Linked DNA regions of Homo sapiens: region 2 is linked to region 1. Evidence: chromatin loops called from intact Hi-C (ENCODE). Cell type or tissue: PC-9. All regions are shown on one strand. Links, peaks and the distances in the headings refer to the core of each region. The heading gives the core; the rest is flanking DNA.

Evidence for each region. A loop is a pair of places that touch in the nucleus more often than their neighbours do. Peaks named below come from ENCODE experiments on the same cell type or tissue, not always from the same donor. Only the 100,000 strongest peaks of a DNase experiment are listed, where the experiment ranks them.
Region 2: it touches region 1 in a loop (5-fold over the local background); 4 of 110 quality-filtered maps call a loop at or near these places.

What each region holds. Positions count from the first base shown.
Region 1 is chr12:27,381,067-27,386,456 of GRCh38, reverse strand. It overlaps BMAL2 (basic helix-loop-helix ARNT like 2), which reads right to left. Exons shown (of 17, transcript NM_020183.6): 6 at 897-976. Among named protein-coding and RNA genes, the nearest start is that of BMAL2, 51 kb to the right of the region's middle. In PC-9, for the core only: a CTCF peak has its summit at 2,249 (motif pointing right); a DNase peak (open chromatin) is centred at 2,296; H3K27ac peaks cover 611 bases.
Region 2 is chr12:27,304,332-27,309,721 of GRCh38, reverse strand. It overlaps STK38L (serine/threonine kinase 38 like), which reads right to left. Exons shown (of 14, transcript NM_015000.4): 4 at 1,261-1,383; 5 at 525-608. Among named protein-coding and RNA genes, the nearest start is that of BMAL2, 26 kb to the left of the region's middle. In PC-9, for the core only: CTCF peaks have their summits at 3,120 and 3,322 (motif pointing right); a DNase peak (open chromatin) is centred at 3,311.

The sequences.
Region 1 (5,390 bases), core at 321-5,320:
GTGTCAGCTACTCTCATAAGGTCTACCCAGCAAATCCCATGAAGCAGCCTGCATGGAAGCGGGTACATATGGCACATAGGAAGAGTCTGGCACTCTTGCTGGGCATGCTCTGCAGGGCAGAAGCAGGGTTCCATGAAGGTACGACTGACGAGCATGTACAGATTGGTGAGAAAGCTTCGAAAGCAAATCGTACATTTTGCCACCTTCAAAAATCCTTTTTATCCACACAATATCCTTTCTATCCCTGCCAGAAATGCTATATTTAAATTCAGCTGTTCAAATAAAAGAGTGGCTTTTTTTAATTAAAGGAAAAATGGACAAAAATGTGTATGAAGAATCCTTCTATTTAATTTGACTATGGCTTAAAACCTAGTAGTCACACAGCACATGACCAAGACATTTATCACCTCCGAGGGCATGAGAAGCAAATCACATGATCACAGTTTCCCCTCTAGACCGGTGAATCTGAAAAGCCATGCACAGGAATGATGAGGACGGAAATGTCAAAGCACTAACAACTCTAAGTAAGCAGTGACTGGCCTCCGAGAAGAACAGGATCCTGAGGGAACAGGATGCCAGGCAGACGGCTTTGAAGGAGGTGGTGATCATGGGGGAGTAGATCCTATGTGTGAGAGATGGGTAGTATAAAATGCTTAGCACTGAATACAAGCTTTGCTCCATAGTGTGGAAAGTGCCTATCCTCTGTCTCTACTTTCATTAACACAAACTAGTAATGCATGGCTACTTCTCTATTTTAAACTTCTATATTAAAGGAAATACGGTGTAATATGGAGTCCCATATGTTTAGAACAGGAAGCAAATGGAAGAAAATCTGCCTCCTATTCAAACAGCAATGAAAGCACATACACAACTTAGACAAATATATCTTTAGTTACCTTAAGGATTAAATGTCTGAGCTCATTATCCTGAAGAAATGATGGTCTATAATTACTTCCCACATAAGAATTTGTCAAGCCTAAAAAGAAAGGCATCAAGAGTTATTGGAAATATAGTAGAGAGGGCAAAATGCTTAATGAACATTAGCAATGCTGCTGCTGCTGGTATTTGCTCTTTGGCACATTCTAAGACATTTTCTGTAATCATTTTTTTTTTCATTTTCATTTAATTTAATTATTTATTTTTGAGACAGAGTCTTACTCTGTTGCCCAGGCTGGAGTGCGGTCGCGCAATCTCAGCTCACTGCAACCTCCACCTCCTGAGTTCAAGTGATTCTCGTGCCTCAGCCTCCTGAATAGCTGGGATTATAGGCGCATGCCACCACGCCCAGCTAATTTTTATATTTTTATTAGAGACAAGTTTTCACTATGTTGGCCAGGCTGGTCTTGAACTCCTGGCCTCAAGCAATCCACTCACCTCAGCCTCCCAAAGTGCTGGGATTACAGGAGTGAGCCACTACGCCCAGCTAATCATTTTCTTTCTTCATTATCACTTGATTAAAATTTCTTTCTTTTAGATTGTGAATTCTTGGAACTACTTATTCCTTTATATTCAAATATGCACATTAAGAGCTATATATAAAAACATTATAATAAAATGTACATGAAATAAAATTCAAGGATTGATATGCAGTAGTCCCCCGTTAGCTGTGGTTTCAGTTACCTGTGGTCCACCATGGCCTGCAAACAGGTGAGCACAATACAATAAGATATTTTGAGAGAGCCAAAGACAGAACATATAACATTTTTACAGTATATTGCTATAATTATCCTAGTTTATTATTGATGTTAATCTCTTAATATGCCTGATTTATAAGTTAAACTTTATCATAGGTATATGTGCATAGGAAAAAAGTACTATGCCTAGGGTTCAGCACTACCCACGGTTTCAGGCATCCACCAGGGTCTTGGAATGTATGCCCCTATGGATAAGGGGGGACCACTACAGTTATTTAGATAATGTCTTAGCTAATTAAAATTTATCATATGAGTTACCTTGAATGGGGGTATTCTGGAATTCTAAACAAATGTTACGGATTCATGAGATTTTCCAGTAAGAAAATCCTTTAATGGCAATATAGAGACCTCTATTCTGATAATACACAGATTATTTTAAAAATGTATAAAATATAAATGAAATAATTAATTTTCAGCCCTTAGCACTGAGTTATATTAAAATGAAAGTCTCTAAAGCAGCTGAAGAGCTTGCAAAATGATGAGGAATTATCAGGCCAAAACCAAGGGAAATGTTTGACCTGGGAGGAGTAAGGGAATCCACCAACCCAGATTCGCAAAGCCCTTCATGGCCACAAGGGGGCGTATGACACAGACGACAAAGCCAAGCAAGCCATCCCCAGGGCAAGGATGATTCAGAAGTAAGTCAATTTTCCCTTCCTTATATTCCCCAACCTTCTTGACTCCTATCCCTTCTTCCTGGGTACTGTAAGAGAAGTTGCTTTTGCAGGGGAAAGGTGGGGTAACATCCTTAGACATTTTAACCACACATTGGCCCTCGGACGGATCTGTGGCCCAAACTCACCAATGAACTAAGTGGTGGTGGTGGTGGCAAAGTAAGTGGGCAGGGCAGAAAGACAAAATGCCTCATGCTATGATTCAGTACAGTTTTCTCAGACTCGTAGCACTCTTAAGAGCCTGGCATAGGGAAAAGAAAATCTCTTCTGTTGGAATCTATCTTCATCCTAGGGCTCAGGGAATTCTCCCAATGACTTCTTGCTAATATTACTACACAGCAGCTTGGGAGGGAGCTGAGGAAGGAATGAAGAACGCAGACTCTGAGTGCTAGGTCAGGGAACAGCAGTAAACTGATTTTGAGCAAGATAATGACATTTCAGGTCTGGCCTGCAGCAAGGTTGGCAGAGCATACCAGGCAGAAGTGGGCTGGGAAACCCCGTCGGTGTACATCAGCCATCACAGGCGAGCCCTGACTCGGTGAGTGAGTGGGGATGTGCTCGAGAGAAAATGAGGGCAGTGAGAGCAGCACTGAGGCATGGTAGAGGCTGGCCAGTAAATGCATGCCATGGTGTTCTGCACACTTGTCCACACATTGGCTCTCAGAGTTCCCATGGCAAAAACCAACGAGGCAACATGATCACTTACTTTTTTCACAATGTTCATTGGGTTAAAAAAAAATCAAAATGACAGTAACAATTCCTCTTCCTCTTCTGACCCCATCCCCACCATTTGAACACTGTGCTGTACTCTACATGCATTACTCTTTACTCTTAACAATAGTCCCAGGAGGCAAATGCATCCCTATCTCACAGATGTGAAAACTGAGGATTAGAATGTCAAATAACTTGAGTAAGTCACATAGCTATAAAGGGAGGAAGCCAGGATTTGAACCACAAGGTCTGCCTTCAGGACGCATGCGTGTGAACCACTGTGCTTCACTGCCCCGCCTGGTAATCAGATTGCAGACACAGGACCTCATGCTGCAGAGCAGGGCTACTCTAAATGTGGTCTGCAGACCAATGTCATCAGCAAACTGTGGTGAGATCAAGTGCAGAATTTAAGAAGTATTTAGAGGCTTTTATAAAAACATAACATTGCTGTGACAGCCAAACCCATGATCATTTTTCCATAATTAACTGTATTTTACAATGAACTAGTGGTGGATGGGGGGAACACCTGTTCTTCATCCAGATCGTTTAAAAAGCACTGCTGTAGAGTATAGTGAAAAAAATCACATCACCATCCTTCTGCCTTTAACCTAATTATGCTATGGACCAAAATAACATGATCCACAGGCAGCCCTCTGTTGATCTGGCTTCTAAGTTTTTGCCGAGCAAGTGTGGGGATGCTGTGACAATACCCTGGAATGCAGATCCAGTTGCCTTAAATCATCTTGCTTGTGAGCAGCACTGACCGAAGGATCTGGTCAGACTGCGGGGATGAGTACTTAACCATGTCACTTCTGTTCAGCAGAGCTGAGGCAAAATCTACGCCCTGTTCCAAGGAATCTCCTCTGGACTCACCTCCTCCCTGCTGAGCTTTCACAGCCTCCCCTCTCACTCGAACCACTGCTGTAACATTCATCGCACCAGACTCTGACGATCTCTTCCTAAGTCAGTCTTCCTAGTCAGACCACAAACCCTTAAAGGGCAGAGATCTTGCCTCATTAATTTTTATATTCTCAGCACAGAACAGGAATGCGGTTGATGCTCAGATCATGTTTTGTTGAACTAGTCGACTGATTCATGGCTTTTCCCTTAGGTCTTCCTCCCTTAGGACACTGCTAATGTGAAAATACTCAGCTAATTTCAGGGTTGCAATCAAATGACCTCAGTTGAGCCTGTAAATTTTCATTGCTGAAGGATTTAAGGAAAATATTGCAAGCCTCAGCTGTGGGTAAAAGAGAAGCTTATTTCACAACAGACTGTTATGAAAATAAGATCTCCCATCATGCTCCCAACAGGAAGCACCAGGAGTCTAGGTGAGTGCTGCTCTCCTCTTAGCCACCTTAACTTGACTTGACCATACCTTGCATGGTGCCCAGATAATTTCCATTACCCTGAAATATATTTTCCTTTTCCTGGCAGTGTTTGAGATCTAAACTAAGACCCTTGGTCATCCTTTGCTCACTCCCTTTTTATGATTTTTGAGCCAAATTTCACTATAATCTTCTAGATCTTTACAAATCTGAACTTGCAGAGTCTCCTCTGGAGTCTTCAGCTTGCTGCTTGGCCAGGTCTTATCTTTTCAGTGCAAATTTACATCATCGGCATTGGTAAATCGAAAACTCTATTCCACTTCACCCAAGTTGGACTGGGGCTATTCCCAAAACAGGGGTGATTTCTACCGCACATGTTGACATGGTTTGGCTCTGTGTCCCCGCCCAAATCTCATGTCGAATAATAATCCCCAGTGCTGGAGGTGGGGCCTGGTGGGAGGTGACTGGATCATGCTTGTGGATTTTCCCCTTGATACTGTGTCACAATAGTGAGTTCTCATGAGATCTGGTTGTTGAAAGTGTGTGGCACCTCCCCTACCCTCTCTTGGTCCTGCTCCTGCCATGTAAGATGCCGGCTCCCACTTTGCCTTCTGCCATGAGTGAAAGCTCCCTGAGGCCTCCCCAGAAGCAGAAGCCACCATGCTTCCTGCACAGCCTGTGGAACCGGGAGCCAATTAAACTTCTTTTCATTATAAATTACCCAGTCTCAGGTATTCCTTCATAGCAATGCAAGAATGGACTAATACACAGGTACACATATACATTTATTACACTTTGATTTAAAATTCAAGCTCAAGTTGGGGAATTGCTAAAGCCAGAAATGATCACCCACACACCAAGAGGCAGTGGCAAGGACCTCCTTCCCCCAGTGTCTCACATATTTGAGGATACTCTGAATGGCAACATGTGATGCATTATAAGGTACTACTCGTAAATCTGAATGAAGCTTTAAGAGAAACTGC
Region 2 (5,390 bases), core at 245-5,244, 77 kb after region 1:
AAAGCTTTAATCTCCAATGAGGCTGTATTTGGAGATGGACCCTTAGGGAATTAATTAAGGTTAATTAATGAGGTCATAAGGGTGGAATTAATGTCCTTATAAGAAGAGACACCAGAGAGTTCTCACAGGAGTGTGTGTCCCCGCACACACCAAGGAAAGGCCATGTGAAAACTTAGTGAGAAGGTGGCCATCTGCAAGCCAGGAAGAGAGGCCTCACCAGAAACCAAAACCTGCCCAAACTTTCATTTTTGACTTGTAGCCTCCAGAACTATGAGAAAATAAGTTTCTGTTGTTTAAGCTAACCAGCCTGTTGTGTTCTGTTATGGAAGTCTAAGCAGACATACATAGATTATAAATTTAGAAGAAACCTTAAAAGAACTGAGAAACACTAAAACAGGCTACCAAAAAATTAATAGCTTATGTAGTAAGATGTGTAAACTGCTTCTTAAAAATTCTAATATAAACACTCTTAACACTGCGTCAGTGGATGCTCCTTTATATTACATGTGTTAAAGAACTCATACCTGCTCTTTTTCAAGCATATCAGACTTTCTCAATATCTTCATTGCATAGATATGGCCTGTATCTTTCTTCTGGACCAACCGCACCTAAAAGATAAAAAACATATATTATAAAACAGTCACTACTATTTGTTCAGGAAAGAAAAGTAACTTCCCTTAAAGAAAGCAGGAATTTGCCAGTGTTGGTATTTCAGGAATTTTATATATATATATCTATATATTTTTATATCTATATATTTTTATATATGTTATATATATATTTATATATATTTTATATATATTAATATATATTTATATATATTTATATATTTACATTTATATATATTTATATTTATATATATTTTTTTATATATACATACAAACACATATATATATTTTTTTGAGAGAGCGTTTCACTCATGTTGCCCAGGCTGGAGTGCAATGGTGGGATCTCAGCTCACTGCAACTTCTGCCTCCTGGGCTCAAGCGATTCTCCTGCCTCAGCCTCCCAAGTAGCTGGGATTACAGGTGCCCACCACCACGCCCAGCTAATTTTTGTATTTTTATAGAGACGGGGTTTCACTGGCCAGGCTGGTCTCGAACTCCTGACCTCAGGCGATCCACCCGCCTCGGCCTCCCAAAGTATTGGGATTACAGGCGTGAGCCACCGCACCCAGCCAGGAATTATATTTTAACACATATTTTAAATTATCTTAAGATATATATTTGCAGCAGTAGTGACTTTTAAAAAGAAGCACACCTCTCCAAAAGCTCCTCTTCCTATAACTTTCAGAGACTCAAAGTCATCCAAGCCAAGTCTGGTCCTTTTGAGCCGTAAGAACTCTGTTTCTTTGCGAGCGTGTTGTGATCGACGTAACTTTTTCTATTAAAAAAAAACAATTTAAACGGATGATTTTATAATTAGGTTGTTTTGATGGAGCTTCTAGTATTAAAAGATGATACACGTAAAAATAAATGATAGCACTAATATGTAATATACTATTAGGCTAAAACAATTTAAAGAAAACTTTCTAAAATTTTTAACAACTGATAAATCTTTACTTTTGAGGTGGACTCCATTAAATATGTAATTCAGTCCATCATATTTGTCTATATATATATATATGTATAACTTATTCTTTCATCTATATGGTAACAATTCCATAAATAAAAATTAAATGTTAGTAAATGTTAATGGTATTCTGATACTGATTTTTATTCTGTCAGGAAATCTGCTTTGCTTCAATTCCTTAATTTCCAAGGTTGCTCTTTCACAACTACTGAGACTTGTGACAATAAAATAACAACATAATGGTAGTGTTTCCAAAGAGATTTACTTGTGGTAGAATTTACTCTTGGGCAAATTTTAATAAACTGCTTGAGACCTGGCATAGAACTTCCTGAAAATATAAAATTGCAAAAACAATTACAAGAAGAAGTCATTAAAATATCCAAGTTGGTAATTTCATAACTGATTCTACAAAGACCACAAAAAATAACTTCCATTAATAAGCAATACTGTGAAATACCTGCAGGTTACATTTGGAACAGGTATTTATTTTATTGTTCTAAACTTCATTTTTCACCCTCACCAATCAAAATTCTGTTTTTGGACATAGTTAGCTCCTAGTAGAGGAAACACTAAGTGGAAAAGAAACAATATCAGTGAAAAAATTTAACTCCTGTTCATCTTCAACTGAATCCTGCCAAGCTTTTAGTGGTTCAGTTTGGAGGGACAGACAAATCAAAATGAAAGTAACAGCTTAGAAACATTGCTTCTAAATGCAGCTCATGGTATAGCCTCTCCCTACTCCTGTATATATCTGTTTTTAAAAGGGTTAGGTGAACTATTAATTAGAAATATGTATGTAAACATGTATTATCAATGCAATGGAATTCTGATACTTCTAACAAAGTTAATCTAAGAAGATGAAATCAAGAAATGTCTTCAAACAGCTAAATGAAGTTATACACTAAGGCACACCAATGGTGTAAATTATGACAGTAATGAAGATAAAAATCAAGTACACAAATTAACAGGCTTTGCCTAATGTCTTTTTTTAATGTCTTTAATGTCTTTTTTTAAATGTCTTTTTCCACATCTGATATTGATTATAAAATACAATGGTACTATGGAAAAAGTAAGCAAACAACAATGAAAGATTATTTTTTTCAGTAAGAAGTGAGGCGATAAGCCGGGTGTGGTGGCTCACGCCTATAATCCCAGCACTTTGGGAGGCCGAGGTGGATGGATCATGAAGTCAGGAGATCGAGACCATCCTGGCCAACATGGTAAAACCCCGTCTCTACTAAAAATACAAAAATTAGCCGGGCGTGGTGGCATGCACCTGTACTCAGGAGGCTGAGGCAGGAGAATCACTTGAACCCGGGAGGCAGAGGTTGCAGTGAGCTGAGATCCCATTGCACTCCAGCCTGGGTGACAAGACCGAAACTCCATCTCAAATATATGTGTGTGTGTGTGTGTGTGTGTGTGTGTGTGTGTGTGTTTATAAAATTCCTGAAATACCAACACTGGCAAATTCCTGCTTTCTTTAAGGGAAGCTACTTAAATATCAGTTTTAACGGAGCTAAAATTACATTGATATAATTAAGAAAACAAATGTGGCCTGAAACAATAGTGAAGACTATTTTTTGCTGCTTTTTACCTAAATGCAATGACAAATACCCTTTTTTGCACATAGGTGTTCAAAAATACCTTTTGAATAATAAAAAAATAAATTACTAGTAAAACAAAAGAGAGCTCTAAAAAGTATCTGATTTTAAATTTTAAGACTAATTTTTAAAAGGCCACTTGGTGGCACTATAGTATCATGTCCTTTAAGGAAGTAGTGAGGAGGGTTTTTTTTTAATTACATAAAAGAATAAGAATTTTGAAAGTATTTTGAATCTCTCCCTTTATAGATTATAAAACAGTACAGTTGGATATAGTTGCAGAAATCCTGCTTAATCTGAATGGAAAAGATGACATCACTATACACAGTTTCATAAATTGTCTAGTAGTTTGTATAATGCAGCACTCACACAATTTATGTGGTTTTGGGCCCAGCCATTTAATAGCAAAAAGAGAGAGTCACAAGTGTATGGAACACATAATTCTATAAAAATGAGCATCACCTATAACATTGTTACATTAGTTAAAAAAAATTGATTCCATGATTTTAGTCTTAGAATCAGTGTTGCAGTCCAGAGGTAGCTGAATCAAATTCATGTTAAAAAAAAAATTGGTGAAAAAGCCTGTTGATATATCTACTCACAACCTGTATAGATTAAGTAGCCTTGAAAGACAAACAGTATCCTTGTGGTAATTGCATCCTTTCCTCTTCAAAGAAGACAATAAAAATCTGTGGACAGCTTAACATTTCACGACTCTCTTTTATAGCTTGAACTTGCCTATTTAGTTTTTCATTAGAGTAAATAACATTCCATGTTGGATGGGATTTTCTTAAGTGAGATGAAACTAGAAAGTGCTTTTCTTCCTTTCTCCATTCCTTTTTATATAGGTGTTCCTCAAACTCTCCATCTGTAGGGTGGCCAGTATTTGTATAAGACAGACAGTGCATACAAAATTTTTCAGATGAAAAGGGTTCAGCTAGCAACTTTATCTATTTTATTTTTATGAGACAATTTTATTTTTTATCAAACCCACCCCATATAAAGATGCTGTAACATACTTTATATTAAGGTTGAGAGAGCTTGTCTATTTTACAGAATTTGATATAATCCAGGCTCTAGCATGGAGCCTAATAATAAGCACCTGTGGAATTAAAAACATTTTTTAGAGAAAAACATTAGAAGTTTTATAAACTGGTATTATGGGCCACTGACTATTTTTTATGGAAAAATCATCTCCTATTTTCTACAAGTTATTCAGAAAAATTAGAGAAAATAGCTGTAAATGTAGTCAGTACTTGCTGATGCAGACCAGAAGTTGCAAACAGGAAGCTACAAACTATATTCAACCTACAGATATATTTGATTTGGACTGCAAGTTGTTTTTCAAAAGCAGGTGATTGGTTATTCTGCAAAAAAAGTCCAGATTACTAGCTTCTCTGGAAAAACAGGGCCTTGGCCACAGGGGCCAATGGTAGCAATCCTCTTTAGATGAGCCTTGGTTCCCTAATTTGTCAGTCCCCACCACTGATGCGAGTCCCTAGGAGGCATGTCCACATGGGCTGGGACTCTTATTACAGCAATGTGAAAAGTGGCATGTCTTTGCCAACAGATAAACTGTAAGGATCAATATTTAAGAAAATAATATTTTTTAAAAAGGAAAAATATTAATCTATTTCTTTGTGGAAGCAAAAAAAAAATCATATAAGTTGAATATGTAAACAAAGTATATCTGGATCAAAAGAATATAACCCTAGATGCCACTATGAAACCAACCTGGCCAGCTTATCTCACTTCCGTTGCCTGCTTAGTGTTTGGGCATCTGTTTTTGCAGTCTCTTCCCCTACACTTCAAATTAAGATCTTATGTTTAAGATTTCTATATCAATATAATGATGTATAATATATAAATGCAATTATATGGTTATTAATTATAAGAAATTTATAATTCTAACTTTAAAATGAGGAAAGATATGCTCAGTCTTATTTTTTCTCTATAGATTGGAATACAGATTTAAATCACTACCTTTCTCACTAAAATTTAAAGGACATAAATGAGCTTTTAAAATATTAATGACATGTAAATAATGATAGATAATTTTAAATGTAAAAACATCTGAGTTTTCTAGATTGAGTCAACTGATTAACAAAGTTACCACCTTTAGTATAAGTCATAAAATATTGTATTTGATTTAAACATTGCAACTATAAGGAACAGCTACAGTCCTAGGAAAGGTACAGGGAAGATTAGATACTGATT